Regions from separate parts of the Homo sapiens genome. Here region 2 is linked to region 1. A link is a loop called in an ENCODE intact Hi-C map of the cell type or tissue named here. Cell type or tissue: spleen. All regions are shown on one strand.

Region 1 (8,000 bases):
ATACTTAAACAAATGACTTTATTGATTGTCTCTGCAAATTACTAGGGTACTCACTAATTCTGAAAATTGACAAAGGAAGACAAGCATTTGTCCTAAGTAGGTGATAAAAAAAAAAAGTTATTTATATAAGCATGTTGGCTAAAAAGATGGAGGAGGAATAACAGAAAATCACCATTTGCCATCAGTAATTAAAATAAAGAGGCAATAATTATCAGTGACATTTAAACCTTTAGGTAAAAGATTTATGGAGAACCCTTAATGGATGGATCATGCTGACAATACCTGAAACTACTGATCAATCTGTTCACTAACATTAGGACAAACAGACATTATGTACCTCCTGATGTAATAAAACAGAAACTAAAGAACACTGCTAGTTAAAGTGGCCTTGACAAAGAATTGAATGAGATCTAATCAATTTCCACAATCAATTAGTTTACAGAAAGTATCGGGAATACAAAAGGATACAATCAGCCAAATGCCAAAATGTAGGAAATTCTATAGAAAAATGACCTAATTCTTTCAATCAAAAAATGGCAATTAAAAAGAAGTGAGGAGGGAGGAACTGAGAGATTTAAGAGCCATATCAACTAATGCCATGTATAGATGTATTTCTGGATCCTTATTTGAACAAGCCAACTGTAAAGAAGCATCTTTGAAACAATCAATACAGAGCGGGTATATCACCAGGAAATTATCATTAATTTTGTTGCGTAAAATTATAACTTTAAAAAATAGATACATGCTGAAGTATTCATGCTTAGATCATATAATACCAGGGAAGCTGAACAATGTAAACATGAGTTCATTACAGTATTCTCTGTATTTGTGTTATTTGAAATATTCCCTAGTAAAAGTTTAAAAAATTTTATTCATACCAGAACCTAAAAATATGAAGTACAACCCACAATCGTTTTGCTCATCCATACTGGACAAGGAACAATAAATACTATGACCAAGAAAAAAAAATCTTTATTATTTTATGCCACTGAGGTTAGAGGGTTAGACTAAGTAGCACAACCTAACCTATCTTAATTCAGAGGCCAAGGTATTCTTTACAGCATCAGCAATATATTTGGGAAGCTTGTTCATTTTTATTAAAGCAGAGCTGTTTACAACCCTAGGACTCATGAGCTGGAACCCTCCCACCCACCAGATACATTGCCGGCCATATGCAAACATTTCTACCAGTCTTCATGTGATAATTTCAACTCATAAGCAATTCATTCAATCTCTAAAAGTAGTAAAGAATTTGGGTCTTATGATTTAGAATTGCACTGTCCAATACAGTCGCCAATAGTCACAGGTGGCTACTGAGTACCTTCAATGTGGTTAGTCTGAATTGAGATGTGATGTAAATGTAAAATATATAAGACTTAAATATGAAAAGAAAACATCTAATATCTTAAATTATTAATTGATTACATGATCCTATATTATGTTGAAATGCAAATATTTTGAATATATTTGATTATAAAATATATTATTAAAACTTTGTAAAATGTTCCATCATATAGACAAATGTTATACAACTAGAATATAAGGCAAAAAAAAAAAAAAAAACTATAGCAGCTACAGTTAGATCAGTAAATAGTACATACTCTTTTTCTCCCTTAGATTAAATAAAAATTCAATCCAAGTTCAGACACAGCAACAAATATGGAGATATACTGAAACACTGCTATTTTTAAAAAGTGAATGAAATCAGGGATATCTTTTGGGCTTTTACATAGCCTACAGACCTTCAGTAGACACTTCCTATCAAGTACAGTAAAATATATATTTGCTTGGATTAAATGAGTAAAAGTTTACATTACACTTTTGACTTTTAGGCAAATGCTTGAAATTAGGCTACATAGTGCTGACCAAGAGGTTTTGTGTTAATAAAGATTAGAGGATCAAAGAATGTCAACCTTGGACCCAAAGCATCAATCTTGAACTATATCTAGGCACCTGTTACATTGCAATCACACGTCTTTAAGGAAATAGGTGTTCCTGAAGTGCTTCTCTTATAACCTTAGCTAGGTGCATTAGCTATAATCTTAGCTAGGTGCGTTAGCTCACGCCTGTAATCCCAGCACTTTGGGAGGCTGAGGCAGGTGGATCACCTGAGGTCAGGAATTCTAGAGCAGTCTGGCTAACATGGCGAAACCCCATCTCTATTAAACATACAAAAATTAGCCGGGCATGGTTGCACATGCCTGTAGTCCCAGCTACTCAGGAGGCTGAGGCAGGAGAATCGCTCGAACCTGGTAGGCAGAGGTTGCAGTGAGCCGAGATCGCACTCCTGCACTCCAGCCGGGGCGACGGGGCAAGACTCCATCTCAAAAAAATAAATAAATAAATAAAATAAAAAATAAAAAAAATGCTTCTCTTACAACCTTTTAAAAAATACATATTTATTTGGAAACCATTTTTTTTTTATTCTTGACTGGAAAAAAAGGTAAACTTTAATTAAAGTCCCTATGTCTATTAGTATAACTTCCGATTTAATGTTTCAAATAATAAGAGTCAGTAGCAGAGGGTGAAAGGTACAAAAAGAGAACCTAAGATTTGAAAAAATAAAGGCCAAGTAAAAAAACAGAGATAAAATAATGTCCATCCCTTTGACTGAAGTCCACAGCTCTGCAGCTGAACAATCAAATCCACCTCTCCTGCAACCAAGATATAATAAAAAAGAATCAGGGCTTCTAATTACTAATTTTGCTTCTTATATCCCAATAAAAGGAGATGGGCACTGCAAAGTTGCTTTTTCTTTTTTTTTTTAACCAGAAGTGTGTATTTCCCGTTTAAAATGAGAAAAATCATCTTTCTGACACAGAGGGAAGCTGTGTGAATTTTCATAGTTGTTTGTAAGTTCTAATATATAAACAATTATCAATGGTGCAGATTTTCAGGCAAAGACATTTAATATAAAAAGTAAACTGCAATTTTAAGTTAACATTTACTATTTACTTACTCCATCTTGTGGAGGCAAAGGGTATAATTATTAAGCGTTTTAAAAGCTCTGAAGACCTTCAAAAGTAGCAGGTTTAGCAATCAACAAAAATTTTTGTGATTATAATTTATGACATCTCAGTTATAGTTTGTTCATATCCAGAAACTGCATTAAGATTAATAAACAGAATTAAGTCATTTTAAGTTGCATAGTTAATTATAACCAACCTCTTCAAAGATTCCCAACTTTTTATGTGAAGATTAAACAAAAAAACTCTACCATCTACTTTCACCACCTTTTATTTTTAAAAGGATATTTTCACTTCAAATAGTAGGAAATAAAAATTGTATAAAGGCCAGTATAAAAACACATTTCATAGTCCTTTTTATTCTCATCTCATTCTGAAACAGTGAAAACCTCATCAAGGACCAGTATTATCCTTGTTTGGTTTTAGGGAATCTCTGCCCTAAGTTATATTTCCCAATTTCCTCTTCTGACAATGGAGACTGAGTCTACCCTTTTTATGTTGCAATTATTTGTACATGTGTCTTATCTCCTGTACTCAAAGCACCCTGTACTTTAATTTCCTCCATCCAGGGGAATGAAGAGGGAGCCCAGGGACTCTTAAAGTTCAAGAATTGGAAAGGATCCCTAGACATCTCGGTGTTTTAGATTGCCTTAACACCAACACCACTGGCAGGTGTGATGAGGCACCCGTGATCTGTATGCTATGCTCTTATTAAGACACTTGCCCCTTGCTCCTACCCAACAGTAAGGGCCCCACCAACCAAATATGATTTGAGACTACCAATACTATCTTATTATGCCCATTAATCCCTGTACAACTCTTTAACCTCCAATCCCACTGAGACCCCATCTCCTATTCTTACCCTACTCTAGAAATCCTGTCATCACTTCTGGAACCCATACTCAGTCATCAGCAAAATCTCCTATTCTGAACATCCTCTCTAAACTTTCCCTGTTCTTTCTTGCTCTAATTGAACTCCAACTGGCTAACCCCTGGAGCCTTCTCAAATGGGAACCTGATTTTTTTTTTTCTTTAACCTCTCACAGCTCATACCACTGGATCTGAGACTGGAATTAGGTGTCTTCCTTGCTACTCCCAGACTCTTTACTTGCCCTCTTTCCTAAAACTAGCTTTGAAACTCATGTTGTCAGCCTGTAACCATGGTTCTCAATTGGGCAATTTTGCCCCTTTCTGCCACCCGGGGTATAATTGGCGTGTGTAAGACGTTTTGATTGTCACAACTGAGGGAGTTCCACTGGCACCTAGAGAGTCAAGGCCAGGAATGATGCTAAACATCCTACAATGCACAGGACAGCTCCCCCTGCCCCCCAACAAAGAATGATCAGGTCCAAAACGTCAATAATGCCAAGGTTGAGAAATCCTGGTCCACAGTGCTCACTAATGCCACCTGCAGGACGCTCTTATCTCCTGCATCATTAACTTCGCTGTTTGGATCATTCCCATTAGTATACAAACATGTTGTAATTTCCGTCATTTAAAAATATTTTCTGTCCGGGTGCAGTGGCTCATGCTTGTAATCTCAGCACTTTGGGAGGCTGAGGACCAGACTTTTTTCCTGAACTCCAGACTCATGTAACTACCTACTCAACATTTACATTTTGATATCTTAATGGGCACCTCATTTTTTTTTTTTTGAGACAGGGTCTTTACTCTGTTACCCAGGCTGGAGGACAGTGATGTGATCACAGTTCACTGTAGTAGCCACAACCTGTTGGGGATCAACTGATCCTCCCACCTAAGCCTCCTGAGTAGGTGTGCCACCACAAGTCACTAATTTTTATTTTTTGTAAAGATGGTGCTTCCTTATGTTGCCAGGCTGGTCTTGAACTCCTGGGCCCACGTGATCCTCCTGCCTTGGCCTCCCCAAGTGCTGAGATTACAGGTATGAGCCACCATGCCTGGCCGGCATCTCACATTTAACATACCCAAAACTAAACATCTGATCTTCCCTGGGGAAACTGCCTTTTCCATCCCACTAAACAACAACGTCTTGCCATTTGCAAAGGCTAAAACCTTGGAGTCATCTTTGAGTTCTCTCTCTCTCTACATCTAACTCCCACATCTAACTTATCAGCAAATCCTATACTCTACAGTCAGTATAAAAAACACAGCCCTTACCATTTCTGTCCTGCTATAAGCTGCTATCATCTCAGCTAAGATAACTGCAACAGCCTCCTAACCGATCTTGCTCTTCCTGTGCCCCCAAGGAGTCCATTTTCAGTATAACAGCTAGAGTGACAGTCTTCAAATGTATATTAGAATCCCATGTGGTTCCCCATTTCCATCAAATTAAAGTCAATGGCCTTTACAATCACAATACAATCATATACTATAATCCCTAGAGTCCTGTATTATATTGCTTCCTGGGTCCTATTTATTTAACCTTTTCTCCTGCTTCTCTTCCCCTGCCTCTCTTCATTGTAGCCATCTGGCTGCCCTGCCATTTTCCAAACATATTAGTCATCCTTCTGCTTATGTTCTTTTCCCACATAGCTATATAATTCACTACCTTACCTCCTTTAGATCTTTACTCAAATGTCATTTTATCAGTGAGAACTTCCCTGTTTTAAAATTTCACTCCTGTTCACCATTATCTACTTTACTGTCTTTCAGGGTATCTTCCACCTTCTGAAATGCTGCAAGTTTTATTTTCTTTATTGCCTGTTTCCCCTACTAGAATGTAAGCTCTAGAAAGACAGGAAAGCTATTGTTTTTGTTACTATTGAAGCCAGGGTTTAGAAAGTGTGTTAAAGAGTAGGCACTCAAATATTGGTAGAACTGAATTCCTCCTCTCCCACCTCTTACTTGACCTCCTAAAGCCTGATTCCATGTTCTACTACTTAGGGTTTAATTTAAGAGTCCCTTTGATTCTTCTTGCCCTGTCTACTGAATTAAAGTTGACTGCTATTTCTTCGACACTCATCCTAGAGTCATGGCATAGAAGAATGGCCAATTTCCATCAGTAATTCTAAATCTGATTTATTTAAATAAACACTTTAGAGCCAATATCCAGGTTTTAAAGAAATAAACCAAATCATCTATTGCATGTCTTTCATTTCCTTTTTTTTTTTTTTTTGAGACTAGGTCTTGCTCTGTCACCCAGGCTGGAGTGCAGTGGCACAATCTTGGCCCACTGCAACCTCCGCCTCCTGGGTTCAAGCAATTCTCAAGCCTCAGCCACCCAAATAGTTAGGATTACAGGCGTGTGCCACCACGCTTGGCTAATTTTTGTATTTTCAATAGAGACAGGATTTCGCCACGTTGGCCAGGCTGGTCTTTAGCTCCTGGCCTCATGTGATCCGCCTGCCTTGGCCTCCCAAAGTGCTGGGATTATAGGCATGAGCCACTACACTCAGCTTTCATTCCCTGTTTATATGACATGTTGGGCAGTCTTTACTATCATGATATGATTATATAGTGTAATCCCTAGAGTCCTGAGCTAGGAGTTAGTAAACTACAGTGTTAGTTTTAACAAAGCCCATGATTTGAGTTCAAATTCTTTAACGTCTGTCTATCAAATAGAGACTATTCTGGCCTGATTACATAGTGTCTCATAGAGAAATTATTTGTGTACCTATTTTCTTTCCATTGTCTTTGAAGACTGAAGCCGTGTTTTATCACCTGTGTATGTCACATGCTAAACACAACACTTAGCAGCTAAATTTACATATGCATAAATACAAATTTTTGCTATAAGCATAAAATCAGATATGTGGAATTACTTCAGAAAACATATGGTGTAACATAAAAAATACTATTTTTTTTTTAACGTAAAATGAGGTTTAACTGACTCCCAGAGAAAAGGGAGAAATTACTGCTTTTCTCCTAAGGGAGAACACATTTATTTACTTATTCGGTTAGAAAATTAAAAATAAAACAAAATAATCCATTTTCTTCAATTGTTTTCTTTTCCTTCTTTTCCATGGCCAACAAAACCACTACTTTACCCTATAAAGATCATAAATTTGAAACTAAACTTTAATGCTTCACATTTTCCAGCATCCACACCCAGTAATACCAAATCCCATCACTTGTTTTGTTCATAGGTCTCAGTTCCATCCTTCTCATTTTTGTTTCTGTAGCCATGATGTTAATTTTAAATTAAAGGGAACACTGCATGTTACTATATTTCAGTAATAAGTGCTGCATTTAGTCTCTTACCAGTACATCGTGCACCAATGCTTGATATGTCCAAGTATGATGTAAAGGAGTTGCCAAATCTATGTTTCTGTCAACAAGGACTAATAAGGGCCTCTGGAAGCTGTAAATATACATATAAAAAAATTACATAACTCTTGATACCAGTGTATACATCTAAAATATTCTACTACTTTCCAGTATATGCCATTTTGATATGAATAATAGTATGCTAATATTGACAATTCCTAATACTTTGTTTTTTAGTATATGTGCTGCTGAAGCAAGCACCACAATACTTTGCTTTTTGTTGAGACAGGGTCTTGCTATGTCACCCAGGCTGGAGTGCAGTGGCGCGATCATAGCTAACTGCAGCCTTGAACTCCTGGGCTCAAGCAATCCTTCTGCCTTGGTTTCTGGAGTAGCTGGGACTACAGGCATGCACCATCACACACCTGGCTAATTTTTAAACATTTTTATAGAGACGGGGGAGGCTGGCTTTTAAAAAACAAATTTAACGTGGTCACACAATTACAGTAATGCTTTGGACTAGTTACAGCTTGTGTATGATGCCAGATTATAAATTTTACTTAGGAAACTTTATTTTTTTTTTTGAGACTCTGTCACCCAGGTTGGAGTGTAGTGGCACAATCACAGGTCACTGCAGCCTTGACTTCCCAGGCTCAAGTAATCCTCCCACCTCAGTCTCCCAATTAGCTGAGACTCCAGGTGTGCACCACCACTCTTGGCTAATTTTTAAATTTTTTTTAGAGACGGGGCAACTAACCACATTGCCCAGGCTGGTCTTGAACTCCTAGGCTCAAGTGATCCTCCCACCTTGGCCTCCCAAAGTACTAGGATTACAGGTGTGAACTA
Region 2 (8,000 bases), 250 kb before region 1:
CAGGTGTACATGTTCTCTTAAAACAGTTTTTAGATATTACATAAATTCAGAGGTTGGGGGAATGGAGATTTGAGTTTCTTCTTAGAATTTATCAGTAATTTGTTTTTCCTCTCTTCCTACAATAGCGGCCCTGTTCTGTCATTAGCTATTAGTTCTAATGGAGAACAGTGTTTTAGTGGTGGTATTGATGCAACCATCCAGTGGTGGAATATGCCGAGTCCCAGTGTAGATCCATATGATACATATGGTAAGTAAAATGATCAAAATGTATTTTTTTTAAGTGAATGGAGCTGACAAAAGTAAATACCTCAAATATGATTACAAGGTTATTTAAACCTATATTAGTCACCTCATTTAGTTCTTCCATTTGCTAATAAATTGCTTTATTAAAGAGAAAAATTAGGAAATGTCATGCCATGGGTATTTAAGCCTATGAATTGATACTTTCTCTGTTGTTTAAAAAACTATATTAATTAAAATGTTAATTTAGGTAGTAGTTACAAAAAGAAGGAGGAAACAAAATGTAATCTAAGTAACAAAATTTTGAACTTAAGAAATAGTTTATATATTTTAAAAATATTAAGCAAAAGACAATGGAACCAACATCAGGGGTATAAATCATTAAAACTTTTTGGAGCCAAAAATTTTTTTTGTTATTCTTAGCTCATATCTACAAAAACATTCTTAATTTCAAAATGGAAGAAAAAAAAAAAGAAAGGAAACCTCCTTTGACTTGCAAATGTAGCTTTTAGAAATCTGTTCTACAGAAACACCTACCTGTACCTGTGTTCAAATATATTTGTAAGGGCACTGTTAATAATTATAAAACGTTAAAACAAAATGTTTATGAACTCTTTGTTCTTTTTATTTAACACACACATTGTGCCTACATTAGCTAGGCATTGTGGTAAGCACTATGTCAAGAAATAAGATTTAGACTAATGGAAAGTAGAGACATAAAACAGATAAGCGAAGGGATGGGATCTATGGTTACAAATTGTGATAAATGATAAGAAGATAGAGTACTGTTGAGAGGGCGTAACAGGCAGAACCTTCTCTAGAAGAGTTAGTCAAGAAAGGTCTTTCTAAAATAGTGACATTCAAGCCAAAATCTGAAGGATAAGAGGAAACTTTCAGTAAAGAGTTTTAAGCCAGAAAGTTATCTGATAAATGTAAGGTTTTAAAAAGGTGACTGTGTCTGTTGTGAGAAGAATAAATTGGGGGCGAGAAGAGTGGAAAGAGAAATACCAGTTAGGAGGCTGCTGTCATAAAGTAGTCCAGTAAACTAGGTGACAAACGACATTGCCAAGATTAGAGTGGTGGTAGCACAGCATTTAGAAGTGGTTTTAAGATACGCTGAGGGAGTGTGGTAGAATAGACAGGATTTATTGATAAATTATGTTGAGTAGATAAAGTGATGGGTGAGTGACTCTTAATTTGTATGTGTTTAACTGCTTTACTGAGATAATTTACATATCACAAAATTCACCCTTTTAAAGTATACAGTTCAGGCTGGACACAATGGTCCATGCCTGTAATCCCACCACTTTGGGAGGCCGAAGTGGGTGGATCACTTGAGGCCAGGAGTTCAAGACCAGCCTGGGCAACACAGTGAGACCTCATGTCTGCCAAAAATTTAAAGATTTGCCAGATGGGGTGTCACATGCCTATAGTCCCAGACACTCGGGAGGCTGAGCTGGGAGGATCACTTGAGTGTGAGAAGTAAAGGCTGTAGTGAGCTATGATGGTGCCAGTGTACTCCAGCCTGGGAAGAGAGTGAGACCCAATCTCTCTCTCTCTCTCTCTTTCTTTTTTGGAAACAGTCTTGCTCTGTCTCCTAGGCTGGAGGGCAGTGGCGTGATCTTGGCTTACTGCAACCTCCGCCTCCCAGGCTGAGGAGCTGGGACCACAGGTGTGAGCCACCACACCGCACTAATTTTTGTATTTTTTGTAGAAATGGTGGCCATGTTGCCCGGGGTGGTCTTAAACTCCTGGGCTCAAGTGATCTGCCTGCCTCAGCCTCCCAAAGTATTGGGATCACAGGCATGAGCCACTATGTGCAGCCACAAGACCCCATCTCTAAAAAAAAATTAAAGTCTACAGTTCAGTAGTTTTTACTATGTTCACAAAGTTGTACAGCCATCATCACTAATTTCAGAACATTCACAAAGTTTTACAGCCATCATCACTAATTTCAGAACATTTCAAACATTCAGAACATTCAGTCCTGTTTGATGTGAGTAACTGAGCATGTGATGGGAGCATTTATTGAAACGAGGACAGAACAGGTGTGAGGAGATTTAAGATGGTGAGTTCAGATTTTAGGCATGTTAAAGGATGACAAATATCAAGTAGGTAATATACAAATAAGGAGCCCAAAGAGATCTCGATTGAAGTTAAAAACATGGACAGTCTTCTCTATACAAATAATACATTAAACTATAAGAATGGGCAATACTGGGGGAGTGTATTGTTTGGTGTAAGAAGAGAAGACAACCTGGGACTAAAGTCCTCAGTAACTCTGACACTGGAAGAGTGGCTAGAGCAAGAGAGCCAAGAAAGGAAACTGAGGAGGTGTGACCCAAGAGACAGAAGGAAGTGCAGGAGAGGGTGCGAAATCATGGAAGCGCACACTAAAGAAGAAACAATTTTGAGAAGAAAGAAGCAGTCTGCACTTTCGAATGTTGCTGAGAGGTCCAATAATATGATATAAAGTTTCCTTTTTATAAGTGACTAGCAGGTCACCCAGGTCTTGGCCAGACAGAGTTTGGACGCTGCAGCTAAGACTGAAGAATGAAGGGACCTCTGGATAATCTTTCATGTCAGACTATATGGATGAAAAGCAATATAATGGGAACAACAACAAAATGTTTTGTATCATCAAAGAAAAGTATTAAATTTGATAGTGTAGGGATCATCATTAGCAAGGATTGTTTTGGTGTGGTAGTGGTATCAGAAACCAAATTGGAGTGATTTGAAGAGTAAACAGGAAGTGAAAAGCATATTTCTATTGCTGGGTGGAAGGGGTGGTAGGATAGGATTAATGAAGATTTTTTGTTGAAGAGATTCTGGAACAAGTTTTTTTTCACTATGGTAATGATTCCAAGGAGGAGAATTTGTGTAGTAGAGAAGCAGTAAACATTACAGCAAGTTAGTGACATCTGGTATTAGCCTTTGATAGGATGGAGGACAGATTCCTTGCTTGTATCTGGAAGCTAGGAGAAGATACCTTTAGACACTAATCATTTATATATTACGCAGCAAGAAGATGGGGGATAAGAAACATGCAGCATTATTTGAATGCTATATTTTCTCAGTGAAATATGAGGCATAGTCATTCATGAGGAAGAGAGGTTGGGAGCTGTGAGAATTGTGGAGATGATAAGAACCATTCATGGAAAGTGGGAGGAGTTTACTAGAAAAACAGGATTGTCAGACAAATTATGCTCAATGTTATCAGCTGTCAAATGTCTGTCAGTTAAGGAACAGATAAATAAAATATGGTATATCCATACAGCAGAATATTATTTGGCACTAAAAATAAATGGAGTACTGATACATGCTCCAACATGGATAAACCTTGAAAACATGTTCAGTGACCAGGAGTTCAAGGCTGCAGTGGACTGTGACCATGCCACTGTACTCCAGCCTGGGTGATAGAGCAAGACCCTATTTCAAAAAGAAAAAAAGAAAACATACTCAGTGAAAGAACCCAGTCACAAAAGACCACATATTGTATGATTCCATTTATAGAAAATGTTCAGAAAGACACATCTATAGAGACAGAGCATTAGTTGTTGCCTAGACTTGTGGAAAGGTGGGGAGGAGGAATTGGGGGAAGTGACTAATGAGTGATGAAAGTACCCTAAAATTGATTGTCATGATGGTTGTATAACTCTGTGAACAACATACCAAAAATCATTGAAGTATACACTTTAAATGAGAGAGTTGTATGGTATGTAAATTATATCTGTATCTCAAGAAAGCTGTTTTAAAAAAAAAAAAAAGCATATGTTTCTTTATAGAAAATTGTGAAAATACAGAAAAATGTTGATGGGAGGAGGGTATAAAAGTAGGCCATAACTCTACTCTTAGATATAGCCACTATGTACACTTTAGTTTATCTTCTTGTGGCCTTTATGTGTGTTCTTTATGCTCAGTTATATGGTAAGTTTTCTTTATGTATCAAAGTTTCTTTTAAACTTCTTTTACCTAATTTTTTGTTTGTTTGTTTTTTCCCCAGAGCCAAATGTTCTAGCTGGCACTTTAGTTGGTCATACAGATGCAGTTTGGGGTCTTGCTTATAGTGGCATAAAAAATCAATTACTGTCTTGTTCAGCAGATGGCACTGTTAGGTTATGGAATCCACAAGAAAAATTGCCATGTATTTGCACTTACAATGGAGATAAAAGTAAGTAAATTTTGCATCTGTGAGAAAAGTTAGTTTTTTTAAAAAATTGGAATATATAAAGGACAAAGTAATTGATGTATTTCTTTACTGTTCCAAAGAGATATATTGAATGAATTTTGTAAAAGTTAGGATAAACTTTTTACTCATTTTTTTGAAGTGCTTTGCAACTATGTCCTGTAGTGCAATGCTTTTTTACCTTTTTTGTATTCCATTTTTTAAAAATGTAAAACTATTGTATATAACAGTGGAATAGACAAATGAGGATACTCATAGGGACAACAGGAGGCACACCACCTGTTCCAGACGACTACCCCACAAAGACCGAAGGGATCACAGTCTCAAGCATACCTATAAACCCTGTGTTCCATTACCTCGAGCACACTAGTTGAGTAGTCCAGCCATAGTCACTGAACCCCTAACTGGAACAGTACAAATTGGGTTATTTTCATGATTTTAAATATTTTCCTATTTAAAAAGGCTTTAACCAGTTTACCTTTTGAAGACATTTACTGGTCTTATTTTCCAAGTCATTTTAAATTTTTTTAATTAGACCTTTTATTTGTACATAAAAATACATATTGTTTTAAAACATTTTAGGTGAATAGTAAATATATAATTTTGTGTCTCTTAGACACCGTAGTGATTGTACTAATTTTCAGTTATCCAAGCTTTAGAGGTAAGAATTCATTTAGGTATTTGTTTCTGGCTTCATCTAGATAGTTAATAGCTTGGCTCCATATTCCATCTAATTGTGCATTGATCTGGCTAGTTTAATTTAGTATGTTAAAGAGAGAAATTGCTGCTCAGGCCATTTTAGGGTAAAGTACTGCATCAGCTGATTCCAGAGTCCAAGCCATTTTCATGAGTCCAAAAATCTGACTTGTATTAGCTGCTTGATAAGGCCTACAGATCTCTGATAGGTGAACCAGTCTCCCAAAGTTATGTGAGAATGCTAATTTATCATTTTACAGTAAGAAGTATAATTGGCAAATTGGCCAAAAGACTAGGATTTTATTTAATCCCTTAGAAGAAAACGTGTAATAGAACAAATAACTTTTGCATGTATTTACTCTTTATGAGCTCTGTAGTTATATTTTTCTTACAATATTAAATAGAATGCTATAAAGTTTTTAAATAATTGAGGAAAAGATATTTCTTATCTCACCATCCTGACACAGTTGTGTTCCTTTTCATTATTAACAGTATTTCAAGACTATTTGAATTCCTTTTTCTGATTAGAAAAACAGAGATTTCAAAAAGTAGAGATTTCATAGTAATTTTACTTTGTTTACATTGTCTGTCTTTGGGCTCATTTCAGAGCATGGAATACCTACATCAGTTGACTTTATAGGCTGTGATCCAGCTCATATGGTAACCTCTTTCAACACTGGTAGTGCAGTAATTTATGATTTAGAAACATCACAGTCATTGGTGATACTTTCATCACAGGTAGATTCTGGTAAGTTTTCATGGAGTTTCTTTGAAACCTTAAAAAGGGTTATTACACAATAGAGGGTGATCTTTTAGCTAATTTTCATATTTTCACTATTTGAATTTAGGATGGCAAAATAATTAGTTTCATAATGTTACAGTTATACTTATTTATATTATGTCTGCTTTTTCTTCAAATTTTGCTTAAAAGCTTGGGTGGACATATGGGAAAAGAGGAATGTCTAGAGCAATATGAAGGTGAAAGTAGAGAAAATAACATAATGAACTTAATGTACTCAGCATTCAGTTTTAATACCTATCTATAAATGCCCAGTATTACACATGCATTATGTGGTGTTTTACAGTTTATTTAGATAGGGATCACATAAGATTTATGTATTGCAGTTGTTTGATAGGTCTCTCAGGTCTCTCTTCATCCATAGATTCCCCTTCATCTCTTTTATGTTCTTTTTTTTTTTTTTTTAATTGACGAAATTGGCTACTTTGTCTTGTCAAGTTTCCGACAGTCTGGATTTTGCTAGTTGCATTCCTGTGTTATTTAATGTGCTTCTCTATTTCTATTCACAGTTCTCCTGTGAATTGATTATAGATCTAAAGACTTATTCAAATTCAGGTTCACTGTTTTTTTCTTTTAAAAATTTTTAAATGTTCTTGGCAACTTTACTTCATAAGTAATTTGTAAGCTTTTATCAGAGGTGAGTATTTTCTGGTTGTTCATGTTTTTGTGATGTTTTCAGTCTGGATTATTTCCTGGGTTCATTCATTTTCTATTGAAAGATTTTCTAATTTTATCATTCCCTCTCCATTTATTAGCTAGATTATTCCTATAAAAAAGAACATCTCTTTATCAACAATTTGGTTACCTTGGAGTTAGTGTGTATTAAGGAAAAAGGCAAGATAAATGATTGGGTTTTGGTTTTCCCCTTTATTTACCAGTTTTTAAAATAATGAGTTGGTTTGCTAGCACCCTCTAAAGGTGACCAGTTTGTCTTGGGTGGTGTTTTTGGTATCATCATACTCTCTCATGGATATAAATGTATTTGATGTGTTTTGATCCATTGCAGGTATTATCTTTATTTATTGCTGTTCAGATCCTTTGATTTTGGCCAGTGGGGCTTACTCAGTGGGGCTCATGTTGGCTCCTGAGTCCTTTTGCCATGACTTTGGTTGTTGTTGATAGCTTCCTGATATGACATATGACAAGATCTTCTAGGTTCATGTTGTTCATTTTGTGCCCTAGATCTGAAATCAGCTATTTATCTAAGGAGTTGTGGTTTCTTTTAGTGGGAAATGGTATTTAGAGACTACAGTTGGGGTACTAGGCTGTTGAGTTGATCCTCATGGTCTTCATGGCTCCTGGGTTGTTCATTGTGTTAGGCTTTTTCAATGGACAGAGCTAAGAAATAAACATTTTTTAAAAAGTAAAATACTTCAACTTCAGATTTATCTTGGTTCTCAACAAAATTGTTTCTCATTTTATTTACCCCACAGTGTACACAGAATCGTCTCAGTAATAATACCATTACCACCAAAAGATCAAATATTGATAATAAAACTTTGTAATTAGGGTATATTCCACTAGTGATATACAATCTAATTTCTATGCTTTAAAGTCACTTGGAATAGTTCCTTCCTTTGTAGTTACACCACCAGTTGGATATACTTAAGTTCATTTGTTTAATTTTACTTTTGATTTTCATTAATTTCTTTTAGAAAAACAACTGTTGGCTGGGCGCATTGGCTCATGCCTGTAATCTCACCACTTTGGGAGGCCAATGTGGGAAGATAGCTTGAGGCTAGGAGTAGAGACCAGTCTGGGCAACATAGTGAGACCCCATCTCTACCAAAAACTTAAAAAATTAGGTGGGCATGGTGATGTGTGCCTGTAGTCCTAGCTTTGGAGACTGAAGCAGGAGAAGCCCTTGAGCTCAGGAGTTCAAGGTTACAGTGAGCTATGATTGCACCATTGCACTCCAGCCTAGGTGACAGAGTGAGTCCTTGTCTCTTAAACAAAAAAAATTGTTTTATAATTATGTAAAATATTTACATGGTGCCATGGTCAGATCTTAAACCAAAATTATCTTCTAAGTCTCTTTCCCAGTATCTCCTCAAACCTATTTTTTTAATTACTCTACAT

What was found. Hi-C counts contacts between places; a loop is a spot of excess contacts. Peaks named below come from ENCODE experiments on the same cell type or tissue, not always from the same donor. Only the 100,000 strongest peaks of a DNase experiment are listed, where the experiment ranks them.
Region 2: a loop joins it to region 1, with 7 times the contacts of the local background. A loop is called at or near these places in 45 of 110 quality-filtered maps.

What each region holds. Positions count from the first base shown.
Region 1 is chr14:30,652,737-30,660,736 of GRCh38, reverse strand. SCFD1 (sec1 family domain containing 1) reads right to left here. Exons shown (of 25, transcript NM_016106.4): 10 at 7,149-7,248. Among named protein-coding and RNA genes, the nearest start is that of SCFD1, 34 kb to the right of the region's middle. In spleen, CTCF peaks have their summits at 3,011 and 4,412 (motif pointing left); no DNase peak of the experiment used is centred here; H3K27ac peaks cover 523 bases.
Region 2 is chr14:30,903,288-30,911,287 of GRCh38, reverse strand. STRN3 (striatin 3) reads left to right here. Exons shown (of 18, transcript NM_001083893.2): 13 at 126-247; 14 at 4,244-4,411; 15 at 5,730-5,870. Among named protein-coding and RNA genes, the nearest start is that of COCH-AS1, 17 kb to the right of the region's middle. In spleen, no CTCF peak of the experiment used is centred here; no DNase peak of the experiment used is centred here; H3K27ac peaks cover 575 bases.